Linked DNA regions of Homo sapiens: region 1 is linked to region 2. A link is a loop called in an ENCODE intact Hi-C map of the cell type or tissue named here. Cell type or tissue: dorsolateral prefrontal cortex. All regions are shown on one strand.

Region 1 (8,000 bases), 1.8 Mb after region 2:
TGCCCGCCGTAGGGCTGTGCAGCCCTCTCTCCATCAGAATCATCTCTTTTCTTATTCTTTCCATCATCTCAGCTTTCTTAAAAATGTCACAGTGGCCCTGCTGTCCCGTCCTAATGATAGGCTGCGCCTAGGGCTAATTCTCATTCAGCCCCAGCGAACGCCTCTAAATATTATTATCGCTTTCGGAGGGAGGCGGAAAAATTGTGGGATGCCAGAGCGAGGGAATGACTGGTCAAAATGACCCATACATCCTTCCGATCCCGAGATGTCATTCATCAAAAAGTAGCGCCCGCTCGTCATTAAGGTACGAATGACGCTGTTCGAATAATCATTTATTGTAACAGGTTTATAAGCAAATAAATACACCCTCCTGTCAGTGGGTAATGAAGGCAGCTTCAGAGCAGACAAATAGATCCAGGTAGGAGGCGAGAAGAGACAAGTGAGGAGGAAGGCTCCGGTCCTTTGCCCGCTCCGAGCCAGTTCTGCTCGCCCGGGGGTTTGGCCTCGGGGGTGAAATTGACAGTCTGATTAATAGAGCGCGCCGCGGCACATTTCCCCCTTCATTTAGGGGCATCATTACGCTCTCAGTTTGCTAGGTTGCCCCTTAGGTCCTAATCATGCAGCGCCTTCTTCATTTTTCCTTGGACACAGATACGTATTAAATAATAGATAATGGTTTGACTTTCCAGAGTAGGTCCTCGGGAAGGTTTGGTTTTTTTTTTTTTTTTTTTTTTTTTTTTTACCATTTACAAGCTGGGGGCATAAGTGGGGGGAGATAAGGGGGAGGATGCAGGAAGAGTTGCGTAAGGAGAAGACCTTGCGCCTCTCCTATCTGGATTACTTATCTTTCGGATTTCGGAACCAAATATGTATTTTATTTAACAAATAGGACGCCGGAGTTCTTTCCCTCCCTATTTCTTCACCTCAGCCTAAATGCTCTCCTCCCACCCCGGGAGAGAGAGAGAGCGGAAGAGAGGGAGAGAGGGAGAGAGGGAGAAAGGGAGAGGGAGACGGAGTGAGAGAAAGAGAGAGAGAGAGAGAGAGAGAAATAGAAATATCCTAGAGTTTTGAAAGCGCTTTCTTGCTACGTGGCCGCGGAGGTGCATTGGGCCCGCGCCTCCAAACGGAAATCATTAGGTCCTCTCTGATTTTCTAACACCGTCTGCAGAGTGAGATCTGAACTCGAAGTCCCCGGTTTTTTACTTTTATAATCCTGCTGATAGAAAGCCTTCTCGCCTACGCATTTTCCTGAGGGGAAACGAACTAGGCTGGACGATTTGATAGCAGAATTCGACAGCTAACTTTAAACACAGTGGAGATTTACAGCGCCATACGGGCGCTCCGAATCCACGCTCACGTTGCCAGATTTTCCCCTCCCTCCTCAAATAGAATTATTTGCGGCAAAGGCGCTGGATTTCGAGGTCAAAAGAGGAAAGAGGAGACAGCCTTCTTCCCCTACCTCCCCGCTGCCCTCCCTTCCCCTTTGCTTTTCTTCCTTCTCTCTTTCCTCCCCTCATCAACCCCAGCCCCTTACCTGCGGCCACAGGTATTCCCAGCGTTGGGTCCGGGCGCAGAGAGTCGCCGAACAGCCTTACAGCAGCTCTCTGCGGCCTGGGCTTGGAGGCTGAGCCTCTTGGCGACAACTTTGATAGTCATAATGACGCCGGTGGCAACCATTTTAACGAAGATCAATCTTCACTCCAGGCCGCTCCTCATCTCCCGCGGTTGCGCCCACCCTTCCCTGACCCTCCAAGCACTGTGCCCACCCGCCAACGGCCCAGCCGGAGAGAGATTCGCGGACACAGGCGGAGGCGAGGGAGGACGGGGATGGGACGCGGAGGTCCGCCCGTGAGCTTCTGAAGCGGCTGAGAGACCCTGACAATCTGGGCGCTGGGCGCGGGTCCTGCATCCCCACATTTAGCCTCAATCCGAACCCCAACCAGGGCCCCCTCTTCTTTCTGCCGACACACCCAGAACATTGGGGTGTGTTAGGGGGCAAGCTCGAGATCTATTCGCCTATAGCTCTTGGCGCTTTCCTTTTAACCTTAGACCCGTTGGGGGCGCATCAGGAATGTAAGGGGAAGCGAGGTGTGAAGTATATTTATATACATATATACACACATATAGTCAATGCCAAAAGTTTATCTTCTGTTCCCCTCGGCGCCAACTTATTTCAACAACGCGAGCTTTGCTTAGAAAATCAATTCCACATCTTTAAGGTAATAAACGGAAAGCTCGATAGGCAGGCGGTGCCTGGGGGAACGGGGAACCGGCGGGGAACGCAGAGTGGGCATCCAGCGCACCGGGACTGGGACTTGACCCAGCGTCCACCTCTGCCCCTGCCCCATTGGCCACCCAGCTCCGAGCTCCCTGAGTTCTCATTGCGCCGGCTTTGGGGCCATCAGCGCGGTGGGAGTCCAGCCCTGCCAACGCCCCCACCTGCTCCCTCCCTGCTCCGCAGCCCGGATGCCCAATTCTGCCATGCCTGGCAGTCGCTGCTCCTGTGACCCAGGAAGGGTCCCCCTACCCAGTCCTCGCTTGCTCCAGGGACTGAATGGGACACCTTGGTTCAGGCTCGGGTCGTGCTGGGGTGGTGGGGGTGGGAAGTGGTGCGAGACCCTGGCGGGAGTGTGGGTGAACCGAGGCACTGCTTGGGTGGAAATCCGTGGATGCCTTTATTGCTGTCGTTTGGCGCCCCCATCTGTTTTCCTCGCGGTTTCGGCTGCTGTGAGTTGGTTTTCAAGTCGGAGACGCAGTCACTGGGGACTAAGGTGAGGACTGACGACCCCTTCCTCTATCACTCAGCCCGAGGCTCTCCCACATCTTCCCTTCCTCTGGGACCCGACGCCTCTGGTCCCAAAGGCTGCGCCAAACCGGACCTCAGTCTGTCGAAAGGGAAAACACTATTTCTCAGCAGCACCTTCATTCATTAGTGGCTTTGAAAACTATTTTTGCACCTTTTAAATGACACTGATAGTGCATTTCTAGCACGTTTATTACAAAAAACATGTCAGAGACATGTCAGCGAAACTACTCACAGTAAAAGACACCTATAATGTTTCCACTAAACTGGGTGTAGCAGGCAATAATGTTTCATGAGGTACAGTGACCATTCCATTCCAATATTTAATGTCCCTTAATTTATTTAGAGATTCCACGCCCACTAGTAGTAATATTGGCTAACTTATACAAAACTCTTACTTTGCAATTCCAAGTGCTTTTTACATGTTATCTCAGCTAAGGTTCACAGTAACTCTGTGAGATTTAAACTATTATCCCTTTTCCAGAGATTATGAGCCAGAGGGGTTCAGGGACTTGTGATTTAAACTTATCTCCGATGATAAAGTCAAAAGTGTTGTTTAAAGCCTTGGGCAGCATTTTTTAGGTTAATTCTCTCATTTTGCATATGCCTTATGTAAATACAGGCCTACCTCAAAAACATTGAACCTATATAGAGGGTAGTAAGAAGAGTGCAGTTCTGTTGATTTGTGTGTGTATTTTGTTGTAGTTGTTGTTGGTGGTGGTTTTTGTTTGTTTTGTTTGTTTGTTTGTCTGTTTGTTTTTGAGACAGAGTCTCACACCGTTGCCCAGGCTGGAGTGCAATGGCAAGATCTCAGCTCACCGCAACCTCCGCCTCCCGGGTTCAAGCGATTTTCCTGCCTCAGCCTCCTGAGCAGCTGGGATTACAGGCATACGCCACCACGCCCGGCTAATTTTTGTAGTTTTAGTAGAGACAGGATTTCACCAAGTTGGCCGGGCTGGTCTCGAACTCCTACCTCAGGTGATCCGCCTGTCTCGACCTTCCAAAGTGCTGGGATTATAGGCGTGAGCCACTGCGCCCCTCCCTGTTGATGCTTTTTGATGAAATACCCAAACTTGCACGTCTCCCAGAATGTGAAGGCCAAGGCTGGGAACAGGCCTGTCAAATGTTCCGGGTGGTTTGATGCAGCCTCTGTGACCGTCAAGGCCTCTTACCCACTACCAAGGTACAGAACCCACTAGATAAAACAAGTCAAGAATCCAACCCAAGCCCGCATGCTTTGGCAGAAATTTTTAAGATGGGGTGGGGAGTACAGGAAGGACTTCCTTCGCATGGACTGAAAAGCCCTTTTTGTTCTAAAGGAGTAATGACTTTGAAGAGGCCTAATTTTTTGGTTAGGTTTCCAGACTAAATATTTGTTTCTTGAGCAGCAGCGGGTCCTCTGAGGTGAAGTGGTAAACACTTTTGGCCTATGACTGCAGGTAATAAAAATCTGTCCGGGCTGCCCGAGGGGAGGGGCGCCGGTAAAGCCGTAGCTGCAGCGAAGCCCCGCGTCTGCCGCTGCCGGAGCCTGGCTCTCCTCTTACGCGGGGGGCTGCGGGCAATTGGGGCCGACAACTTGCGGTCCCGCCTTGGGACGCATGCTTGCTCGAGAGCTGGGGCTGCAGGGTGCAGTGGGACAGTAGGACCGCGAAAGCCTGGGCTTCGAGCCTCGGGCTCCCTGTCTTCAGGCGAAGTGCGGTTTCCACGGGTGCAGGTTTCGCTGCATAAGGGAAGACTCAGATTTCGAGCCCTCGGCAGGCCAGCTTCTAGCTCTCTGTCCCTTCCGGGTCTCTCCGGTTGCTTCTGTCTTTCCTCCTCCCACTCCCGTCGCAATCCCGCGCCCCACGGAGGAAGGTCGTGGTGCGGGAGTTGGGGGATACTTTCTTCCTGGGCTCGGTCTACGCAGACCCATCGCCTGCCTCGAGTTCCTGTGCCCTCAGACGCCACGGGAAAACTTGCAGGGACATCTAGCGCCAGGCGTGGGGAACTGCGCGCCGCCGGGCCGGGAAGTGGAGCCGAACACTGCCCCTCCGCCTCCCTTTCGGCTCCCCCCTTCGTGCTTGGGCACTTTCCTCACCTTCATCCCTTTGCCCTGCCGGTAAGGACAATGTGGATTCCCCATAGAGACAATGGACTCTGCGGAATGGAGATAGGTAGGTAGACAGACATTTTCTTTTATCTCAAGCTACCGACAGAGTGAGAATTTACTGGACTTCCCAGTAGTTTTGCTAGGGAAGTGTATTCCAAGGACAACCCCTCACCTTGAAATGTCGGATAAAACTTCAGCAAATTAGGGTCCCAGCTTTTATTTTCCAAAAAAAGGCAACAAGTTACTCTGGGCCTCTGGCTCCTGCCCCACCCTCCTGCGTCCCTTTCACAGTGAGATTAGTGCTTCTCTTCAAAGGAAAGAATCCTCACTGTGTTTAATTTTTTCCAAGGCTGGAGAAGTTCTCTCCATCCCAAAGAAGGGCCCGCTGTCCTGCATGAGGCAAACCTGGTTCCACCAAATAATGTTTCTGATTTGGAGGGGGTTTGGAACTGTTGTTGCTGCAAACGATTTTCATTTGATAAAGCCTAATCGTGTTGTGAAACCCAAACGGAATATGTCTCAAAGGTAGAAAGTACTCAAATGTGGCTTCCACTGTCTAGCTGTTGCTAGGGTCCCCTTTTTTCACAATAGGTTTGGTTTGTTGTTGTTGTTGTTGTTGTTGTTTCTTTTGATATCTCCAGGCTGAGTAAAACTGGGTGTTGCCTGGAGAGGGAAAATTAGCTCCAAAGTTGGCAGAACACAGATTTGGTTAAGAACACTGTCCAGCCACTTCTGCTAGACTTAAGATTTTACTTTGGAATTAAGACTCTATTTCTACACCAAATATTTGGCTTCTTACAAGTTAATTAGGAGGGTGTCCTGCACTTCCTGATCTTGGCCATCAAGACAAGTGCTTTCAAAGGAGTCCCCAGGACCCCACTCTGATAGAATCCTGTGATCCTGGCCTTAATGGCCACTGATTATGTGGTTAATTGAGCTCATTGCTGTCTTGGCAAGCAGAGCAACTTCAATAAATCTAAATCACAGCCTGTATCTGCCCATTCCCCCAAACCAGGACAAGAGCAAAATTTGAAAGATCATCTACTAGGTTGAAAGGAGAGAATATGACTTCCAGAACAGCACTGATGCTTAAAAAGGATGCCTCTGGAAGAAAAGGAGGAAGAGGAGCAAGTGATGGGAGAATACAGTGGGACTTTGGGCACCATAGGGTCATCCTGAGTTTTTCACCAAAATCAGGAACAGCGGCAAAACTGGTTTCACTGAAGAAGACACACGTTTGGAGACATGTGTAGTCTCCAAGGATTCTCACTTAACAAAGCCTATTTCTGTTGTTAAAAACCCCTGCATAATGCACCCACACACAAACACAAGGCTTGGTCTGTGTTCCTGGCCACCTAAAGAAACTGATTCCCAGTAAGTTTAAACCTGAATGAAATGTTTCTGCAAATTCAGCCTCAAAATTCCTCCTCTACCTGGCATCCCTGGCTTGTAAACTATGTGTCTCATTAGTTCATAAACAAAGCAGCCCTGACTTTGCCTTGTACTCAACCACAGCCCTAGGAGCCAGTAGAATTTGTCCAGAGGTGCTGGGCTTTGGAGCCCAAGTGGACAAAGTCAGACCCCCTTTCCTCAGGGCAAAGCCCTCCCACAGGGCTGGGACCCCAAAGGCTATGCTGGAAGCAGGTTCAGCAGCAGGATATCAAGGGGCAAAGCTCCTAATTCAAAATCTTCCTGGCTTCTGAACAACCATTAGGATGGACAGAGAAAACTTTTGCCCTGCTCTGAGAGGGTCCCACAGGGCTTTTGGAAGCAGAGCCACCATTGAGAAATCCCTTTCAACCTGAGTAGTAATTCAGATTTTTCTCCCACTCCTGCACAACTTAATTTGCTGAATGGAAAATTCAGCCAGAAGTGATGGGCTGCTTGAAATCAACAAAACTTGACACATTCTTCCCATTTTCATTTTACTTTATTGTTAAACACATAATTGATCATTAAAATGTACTTATCAGTGAGAAAATGAAGCAGAAGCCCAAGGCACAAAACCACAGGGATATTTAATTTTAAGAGACTGAAAGTTTGTTGGTTCTACTTATATCTTAGAAATATTTCAACGAATTTGTTTTTTGGAGTCATAAAAAGTTAAAACTATCTTCATGTTTTCTCTGTCTGAGGAAGAAAAAATGAGACAAAGGGAAAATAAAAGCATTTCATGGTGGCCCATGGTTGGTGGTTTGGTACCAAAATTGTTTCATAAAGACCCAGCCAAACCCTCTTTAAAAGTTAGCAATCCTGTCGCCTCGCCACAGTTGGCCTTTTTAAAATGCTGGTTGAACTTTCATTGCTGACTTTTGCCTTCTTTTCCCAAATAGTGAAAAAAATTTTCTCATCAGCAAACTTCTATTCCCTATGATTTCCTGTAAATTCAGGCCCCTCCCATCTCAAATTTGATCATGAACATGTCTAGAACTTCAAAACGATGAAACGAATTCTCTTGCTTTTCCTTTCCAACACCCCTCTCATAACTTTCCCCTTTATTTGAGCCTTTTATGGTTACTGCGTTTTGCATGTCAACACTCCTAACACCAGCAGCCTACCCTGAAATGCCAGGCCAGGCCAAGGAGGGCCTTCCTGGCTCTCTTCCTCATCTTACTCAGGGCATCTTTGGTCGGGGAACAGTGGTGCTGGGTGACAAGCTTTCACCAATCACAGGCTTAGGGGAGTGATTTTCTTGGAGATGGGCTGGCTTGGGGAGTGCATGCCACAGAACCAAATGGGCTCTGAAGGATCCCATATCCACCCCCAGAACCCTGGGCTCATTGGATCTAATATTGTTCCTAAGGCAGAGCCCCAAAGTCACAGCAGGACTCTCATTGGTGCCCCATTAGTTGCTGAGATTGAGGGATGGTGGGCTGGAGCTCTGAGGCTGAGGAGCAACAGAAAGGGATGATGAGGGACAGGGCTGTAATCCCTAACACCCTGGCAGCTTGGTTCCAGAGCTGGACCTAGCCCCACCAGCACTGCCCTGAGCCCACCTAACCCCTTGAAGTCAGACCGTTTCTCTGGGCTGCTCCTATCACAAAATCCGAATTTGCTTGGAACAAGCGCCCTCTTAATTTGCCCCTCTCAGTTCTCTGCAGTTGACAG
Region 2 (8,000 bases):
CACACCAGTCTTTCCCTTAATTGTTAATGCATTTTTGGCTCAGATAAACACATAGAGGCCAGCTTAAAATATATGGCCCAGATACATCTAACAGCAGAAAATTAGTTGTGTAACAAACGTTTGGACTGTGCTTAATAGACTAGGGGTTTTCAATTTCTTCAGCAGACCCTACAGAGGCAAGAAAGATTTGCATCTTCTACCACTGCTAAATAGCAGTGACGCCTCTGAGATACAAAAAAAAAAAAAAAAGAAAAAAAAGATGAAAGTCCCATTGGCCTATTGAATCTTCCTTGCTCTTTCATTTGCAAGGGTTGGGCTGGAATTAGGACATTATAGAACAAATATTAAAGGAAAGCTTAACAGAAACTGTGGGAGAGTTCCTCAATTTTCAATTAATTTTCTCCATCCATTTGATCTCAACAACTGGTGCTTTAAAAAATATAAATATGTGTCAACTATAAAAGATTCCCTGCTAATCAAAGGCTGTATTTCATTTTCACCCACCACTGACAAGACACCAACCGTGGAAAGGATTCACCCGACTCAACAGGCACTATGGACCTTCCTGGGCTTCCTTCTCCCTTGTTCATGGCAGGCAACATTGGTACACAAGGGCAGCTTTTTCTTTTTTTAACTCAAGTTATTAATGTATCTCCGCAACTCCCACACCGTGCTGACCTGATAATCACTGCTCTAGTGAAGATCATGCAAATGAAAAGCATAATTAATTGCACAAATGATTTAAAAAGGAGCGCTGTGGCTTTGCAAATAAATAAAGGCAGTTGGGAGGACAGGTCAGATAAATGCTTTTTATAGGCTGGGCTCCCTTCACCCCCACCCCCGCCTCCTGGTCCCGGTGGTCCAGACTTTGACTGCAGCCAGCCTGGCCAAGGCGAGCACCTTCCGTTCCTCCTCCCCTAACGCCTCCCCTTCAACCTTATTCCGGAGTCCCCCTAACTCCACCTCACCCCACCCCAACCTCACCCCACCCCAGTGGTGTATACCCGCTGCTAGACTCTGTGCTAGGTCAAAGCTCCGGGGAGACTGGGCAGCCACCTAATATTTAACCAGCTACTACATATCCAGTTATTCAGAAAATAACTGGTCCTCCCAGTCGCCACTACGCTTCCTGCACATCAGGAAGAAGCATTTTATCTGTGGCTATTGGACCTGTGAAGGAGGTCCAATCCTTCCGATTAGCGCTAATGACCGAATTGTTTCCCTGGCTTTGCCTGCTAAACAGAGCAACTTGAGCAGTTGCTCAGATCAAAGCTCCCGGGAGAGGCAAGATGGGAGAAACAATATTTGTTCAAAGGAAGTGAACTCTTCCCTTTAATTACCCTATTCTTCTTTATTAGGAATCGTATTGAATTTTTTTGCAAAAAAATTATGTTGGTTTAACCATAGTGTATTTATGATGTAAATATATTCCAAGATGAAAACGTCACGGATCAATTGTAAAGGACCCGGATACATAATTTTAAAAAATCAGTTTCAGTGTATATGAGGTTCTCACCCCACTTTCGCTGCTCAGTCAGATTTGTTTATGCAGAATCGACATTTAATAGTGCTAATTGCACTCCAGTTAAATTGCCCTGATTGCAGAAAGGGAAGCAATTTTCGTGCTCTCTGTCTGGGTTTGGAAGAAATTGTTTTATATTCACCTCTTTATAAAGAAGTGGAGATAAGGCACCGGGGCCTTTGCACAAATTGCACTTAGGGGCTGACTGGCAGCATTCAGGCGCTATAATAGAGCATTATTTGGCCGTTTTGAATAATGTAAAGCGTTTGCTGAAAGCTATTCTCCTGAAAATTGCTTTAACTTTTAAAAGGGTGATGATTCACTCCAAACCAGGCCTTTGTTACATTGTCATTATTTCCCCAAATGTTTTAACAGTCAGCTCAACACTTTAGCATAACACATTGATCTTTGTTTAAAAACTAGATTTTTTTAGAGGATGAAAAAAATCTGTCAGACGAAAAAAATCTGGACTTCCTCCGAAAGATTTCCTTGGGGCCCCACCTTAGAGTTGAAGTGGCCCGGGTGTTTGCCTGCGTTCGTTTGGAAGATTTCCCTAACTTTTATTGTGATGCAGACGCGTGTATCTAAAGGAATATGCGAGTGCCCACGTCTAGAGTCTGACAGCTGGAACTACGGGGAAAACGGCGGGAGGGGGAGGGGAGGGGATCCGAGGGGAGGAGGAGAAGAGGAAGGCGAGCAGGGCGCCGGAGCCCGAGGTGTCTGCGAGAACTGTTTTAAATGGTTGGCTTGAAAATGTCACTAGTGCTAAGTGGCTTTTCGGATTGTCTTATTTATTACTTTGTCAGGTTTCCTTAAGGAGAGGGTGTGTTGGGGGTGGGGGAGGAGGTGGACTGGGGAAACCTCTGCGTTTCTCCTCCTCGGCTGCACAGGGTGAGTAGGAAACGCCTCGCTGCCACTTAACAATCCCTCTATTAGTAAATCTACGCGGAGACTCTATGGGAAGCCGAGAACCAGTGTCTTCTTCCAGGGCAGAAGTCACCTGTTGGGAACGGCCCCCGGGTCCCCCTGCTGGGCTTTCCGGCTCTTCTAGGCGGCCTGATTTCTCCTCAGCCCTCCACCCAGCGTCCCTCAGGGACTTTTCACACCTCCCCACCCCCATTTCCACTACAGTCTCCCAGGGCACAGCACTTCATTGACAGCCACACGAGCCTTCTCGTTCTCTTCTCCTCTGTTCCTTCTCTTTCTCTTCTCCTCTGTTCCTTCTCTTTCTCTGTCATAATTTCCTTGGTGCTTTCGCCACCTTAAACAAAAAAGAGAAAAAAATAAAATAAAAAAAACCCATTCTGAGCCAAAGTATTTTAAGATGAATCCAAGAAAGCGACCCACATAGCCCTCCCCACCCACGGAGTGCGCCAAGACGCACCCAGGCTCCATCACAGGGCCGAGAGCAGCGCCACTCTGGTCGTACTTTTGGGTCAAGAGATCTTGCAAAAGAGGAGAGAAAACACGGGAGGCACAGTTCCACATCCTTGTCACTTGCACCGGCTCCGCGACAACTCGTCGTTTGCACCCGAGGGTTTGGGGTTGGTAGTTTAATTTTTTTTTTTTCCTAAGAAGCAGGGTGTGGGTTTAGTGGGGAGTGTGCTATATTAAAACCAGTGCCCAGGTCTGCCCGAGGGCGCTGGTATTTCTGGTTCAAAAACAGCTTCTGGCTACCCTGGAGAAGAAAGAGAAAGCGGGGCCCAGAAAGAGAAAAACAAGCAGGTCAGCGGTTGCTGGGGGACTCGAAGACGCACCCTGGTCTGCTTGAGGACGCCTCTTTTCACACTGACAAGGTCCAGGGAGGACTTCAGGATGCTTCCAGCCTGCAAAATGTGGAAGCGCCCACGTGTGGCCTGGTCCTCCGCCCTCCCGGGTGAAAGTCCTGGAGAGATTTCTCGGGCGCGTCCGTGAAAGCAGGGCACTAATGGGGAGCCTACCTCTTAAAACAGCGCACTTGCCCTACGGACGAGCCTCTAGGCCCTGGTGGTCTGGAATGGGAGTGGGTTGGAGCTGGGACAAGAAAACTCCACTCCAGGATGAAACGCGACATGCAAATCTTCACCGGGTTAAACAAACAGCCGAGCAAGCTGCAGCTTCAGCGGAGGTGGAGGTGGGGGCGGACGCCGCTCGCGCCGGTCTCTGTTTCCAAAGTTGTTACAGTGAGAAAATAAGCGGCTTCGTGCAGCGTGTTGTATGGGCTGATGCCTCCCACCCCCATGCCAGCCCACAGCAAAACCCGGCAGATAATCAGCACATCCCACTGTTTAGTCATATTTGACAACTGGGTTAACCTGGTATCTAAGCGCTGGCGAAACCGTACAAAGGGTGCCCTCAATTACCACCAGAAGCCTCTAGCGTGAGTGGCACTTGTATTACCCCCCGGGTCAGAGGCCAGAGCGACAATTAGGAAGTCACTTACACCGCTGGGGGGAAATGGCGGGATGCAGCAGGCTCCAGGCCCTCCCAACAAATCTGTGGATGTAGATCTGTACAGAGAGGCCTATTTCGCTCCTCTCGGAGGAGCTGTCCCTTCGCGCCCCCTCCCCAGTATAACTGTGAGAGTGAAATTGAATCTAGTGGAATAAGGAATTGGGTAGAAGACACACGAAAATGATAAAAATCACAAGCAAGAATGATAGATACAAGCTGAAGTTGTGTTCTGTAGGCAAAAGCCTGGACACACAAAGTGAGGGCTCACATTTCCGTCTCCACTTGGGCCCTGCTGGTGCGGGCTGTGTCTGGGTGTCTCCTCCCCTCCTGCCTCCTTTCCTACAAGTGGGGAGTCGAGTAGGACTGTCAGCCCTAACTTGCAACATCTCGGGGTGGTTTGTGTGTGGGGGGGTGCTTGTGGCTCGGTTTCATTGGTACTTAAACCTGGCTTGGTGCGTGAGTGTAAATTTTTAATTGCACTGTAATTTCTTCAGTCCCCAGCCCGCCCTCGCCCCCCCCCCGCAAGTATCCCCCACTACTCCCCCCCACCCCCGCGGCCCTAGCTAGCTGACTTGACTGGCACGCGCCGGGAGCCCGGGCTCGGGCCCCTCGGAGCGTCTGATTGGCTGCGGGGCAGCTCCGGTCTGCTCTGCCTGCGCCCTCATTGGGCGAGAGGCGCAGCCAGCGGCACTTCAAAGCGGGTGCTCCTCGCACTTAGGCTGAGTTTAGCCGGCGGGAGCCTGGAGTCCGCTCGGCACGAGCGCGGGGACGCGGGAGCCGCGCGGGACCCAAGCAGTTTTTCCGAGCAGCCGCCAGGCTCAGCCCCGCTCCCAGCCTCGCTGCGCAGCCAGAGACCTGCTATGGCCACGTCTATACTCGGGGTAAGTCGCAAGCGCGGCAACGCATTTGCTTGTTTTAACCGGAGTAATTTTTCGTTATGGCTTCTGGGGTCTGCGGCTCCGGAGAAACTGTTGCTGCTAGACTGCAGCTTCAGCTTCTATTAGCACTTTCCACATTTCTGGGACTGATTTTTCCCCAAGTTTTTGGAACCCAGAAAGATGCCTTTGCAAGAAAAGGCCTTCTTAATCAAGTCCTTTTTCATTTGGTTTCAAAAAAAAGCTAGAGGTTTCTTTTCTTCCCCTCGTGATTTATACCCCATCCCCCGCATTGCTTTGGGGATTTTGTTGCAATTATGCGACAATGGTGTTTCCAGAAAACAGTCTTAATCGTTTTGCAGTCCATCTAGTCACGCTAATAAACATTTACATTTCCGCGGCTCCCCAATTCGCCCATGACTTTGAAATCTGTCTCTGGCCGCTTATCCTCGGATTATTGTTTTCATAATCGCTGTTTTTGTGTGTATGTAAACTTTAAAACCAAACGTTTTCTATTAAAAAAGAAAAGTCAAGTCGTAGCCACCCTGGGAGAGCTGCAAGTTTCGCCCGTCCCTGGCAGCTGTTTCGGCCGCCTCCGCCCTCACCCGGTGTTTGTTGTCTCTGGTCTCTGTGTTTACCTTCGCGCTTCACCCCGAAGGGCGACTTGGGGTCTTCTGGGAGATGAGCCGGTTTACGGCGACAACCCAAGTCCGGTTGTAGGCAGGGTTGCAGCGGGGAACACGGAGGCATCTTTGATTTATAGCCTCAGCGAAGTGCAACTTTCCGGCGCCTGGACCTTCGCCCGGGTGATCGCCCCTGCTCCGCGCCCGGTGCGGCGACTCCTCCGCGGGCGCGTGGGGAGGAGGCGCGAGGCGGGGAGCCAGGACCCCCCGGGAGCAGCCGCAGGGGACGAGGCTGCTCACGGGTGCACTTTGTTTCTTCCCCCACTTCCTCTTGCCCTCCTCCTTCTTGCTCCCTCCCCCATCCCACCCACTCTAGGAAGAGCCGCGCTTCGGAACGACCCCGTTGGCCATGCTGGCGGCGACCTGCAACAAGATCGGCAACACGAGCCCGCTGACGACGCTGCCAGAGTCGAGCGCCTTCGCCAAAGGCGGCTTTCACCCCTGGAAGCGCTCCTCGTCCAGCTGCAACCTCGGCTCCAGCCTCTCGGGCTTCGCGGTGGCCACCGGGGGCCGTGGCTCGGGCGGCCTGGCGGGCGGCTCGGGCGCCGCCAACAGCGCCTTCTGCCTGGCCTCCACGTCGCCCACGTCGTCCGCCTTCAGCAGCGACTACGGCGGCCTCTTCTCCAACTCGGCGGCTGCCGCGGCGGCAGCGGCCGGGGTGTCCCCGCAGGAGGCGGGTGGCCAGTCGGCCTTCATTTCCAAGGTGCACACGACGGCAGCCGACGGGCTGTACCCGCGCGTGGGCATGGCGCACCCGTACGAGTCCTGGTACAAGTCGGGCTTCCATTCGACGCTGGCGGCCGGCGAGGTGACCAACGGCGCGGCGTCGTCGTGGTGGGACGTGCACAGCAGCCCGGGCTCGTGGCTGGAAGTGCAGAACCCCGCTGGGGGGCTCCAGAGCTCGCTGCACTCGGGCGCCCCCCAGGCCTCGCTGCACTCGCAGCTGGGCACCTACAACCCCGACTTCAGCTCGCTCACGCACTCCGCCTTCAGCTCCACGGGCCTCGGCTCCTCCGCCGCCGCCGCCTCCCACCTGCTCTCCACCAGCCAGCACCTGCTGGCCCAGGACGGCTTCAAGCCGGTGTTGCCCTCCTATTCGGACTCCAGCGCCGCCGTGGCAGCCGCCGCCGCCAGCGCCATGATATCGGGCGCCGCGGCTGCCGCCGCCGGGGGGAGCTCGGCACGCTCTGCCCGCCGCTACTCGGGCCGCGCCACCTGCGACTGCCCCAACTGCCAGGAGGCGGAGCGGCTGGGCCCGGCCGGGGCGAGCCTGCGGCGCAAGGGCCTGCACAGCTGCCACATTCCGGGCTGCGGCAAGGTGTACGGGAAGACGTCGCACCTGAAGGCGCACCTGCGCTGGCACACGGGCGAGCGGCCCTTCGTGTGCAACTGGCTCTTCTGCGGCAAGCGCTTCACGCGCTCGGACGAGCTGCAGCGGCATCTGCGGACTCACACGGGCGAGAAGCGCTTCGCCTGTCCGGTGTGCAACAAGCGCTTCATGCGCAGCGACCACCTGAGCAAACACATTAAGACGCACAACGGGGGCGGCGGGGGCAAAAAGGGCAGCGACAGTGACACGGACGCCAGCAACCTGGAGACGCCCCGTTCCGAATCCCCCGACCTCATCCTGCATGACTCCGGCGTCAGTGCCGCCCGGGCGGCGGCAGCGGCGGCGGCGGCAGCGGCGGCGGCGGCGGCGGCGGCCTCCGCGGGAGGCAAGGAAGCAGCGTCTGGCCCCAACGACTCTTAGAGGCCGGGCGAGAGGCGCGAGCACACAAGCGAGTAGAGACACCGAGAACGAACGAGAGGTTCGGAGGGCGAGCGAGCGGGAGGCGGGAGGGCAGGGGCTTCAGTGACGCCCCCAGGGCCCGGGCTGGGCGCGAGGTGGAGCCGCTCAGGGCTCCCGGGCTGCGGTTCGCCCGCTGTGCGAGGAGCTCCCCTCTGCCTTCCGCGCCCGGATAAGAATCGAACGCGTGGTCCGGAAACAAAAGCGAACCATCCTCCGACACAAACACTTTAAAAACTGTACTCCCAGACGTACACATACACCGGAGACCTACAACCACAAGCACGCACACTCGCGCGCGCACACACATACCACTCGCCCAAACTTCTCGAGCGAAGAGCAATACATAGAAAGGCTCCCTCTTTGCCCACTCTCCACCTCCCTCCAACACCCGTCTCTTTCCTTTTCTCAAAAACAAGCCACCACCCAGCAAAGGACTGTCAGAACATTTGAAAACAAACGGGACCGATAAAAACACCCTTTGTTTGGATTATATTATATATAAAATGCTCCAAGTCCTGCCTGATATCTACTTACAATGAGACTTTTTTCCTAAAAAAGGAAGCATCAAAAGGCTTAAGGTGAGAAATTAAACTGGAAGTCTAGCGACAGTTTCTCTGTATTTCATAACATCTGTATAAATAGGGTTCAAAAGATTGTGTTCTCTTTTATTTTCTTGTAAATGTTCATTCGAATAGAGT

What was found. A loop is a pair of places that touch in the nucleus more often than their neighbours do. Peaks named below come from ENCODE experiments on the same cell type or tissue, not always from the same donor. Only the 100,000 strongest peaks of a DNase experiment are listed, where the experiment ranks them.
Region 1: a loop joins it to region 2, with 4 times the contacts of the local background. A loop is called at or near these places in 17 of 110 quality-filtered maps.

Annotation. Positions count from the first base shown.
Region 1 is chr2:176,083,710-176,091,709 of GRCh38, forward strand. It overlaps EVX2 (even-skipped homeobox 2), which reads right to left and starts at 253. Exons shown (of 3, transcript NM_001080458.2): 1 at 1-253. The coding sequence starts at 67. It also overlaps a transcript of HOXD13 not described here. RefSeq lists an enhancer at 2,078-2,902. In dorsolateral prefrontal cortex, CTCF peaks have their summits at 2,690, 4,755 and 4,954; DNase peaks (open chromatin) are centred at 2,702 and 4,772; H3K4me3 peaks cover 1,302 bases; H3K27me3 peaks cover 8,000 bases.
Region 2 is chr2:174,330,278-174,338,277 of GRCh38, forward strand. It overlaps SP9 (Sp9 transcription factor), which reads left to right and starts at 4,677. Exons shown (of 2, transcript NM_001145250.2): 1 at 4,677-4,836; 2 at 5,830-8,000. The coding sequence starts at 4,816. The coding sequence ends at 7,263. LINC01305 (long intergenic non-protein coding RNA 1305) reads left to right here. Exons shown (of 3, transcript NR_038897.1): 3 at 1-366. It overlaps LOC102724194 (a long non-coding RNA gene), which reads right to left and starts at 4,699. Exons shown (of 3, transcript XR_427194.5): 1 at 3,463-4,699; 2 at 3,280-3,348; 3 at 2,717-2,783. RefSeq lists an enhancer at 1,038-2,109 and a silencer at 6,609-6,818. In dorsolateral prefrontal cortex, no CTCF peak of the experiment used is centred here; no DNase peak of the experiment used is centred here; H3K4me3 peaks cover 4,511 bases; H3K27me3 peaks cover 8,000 bases.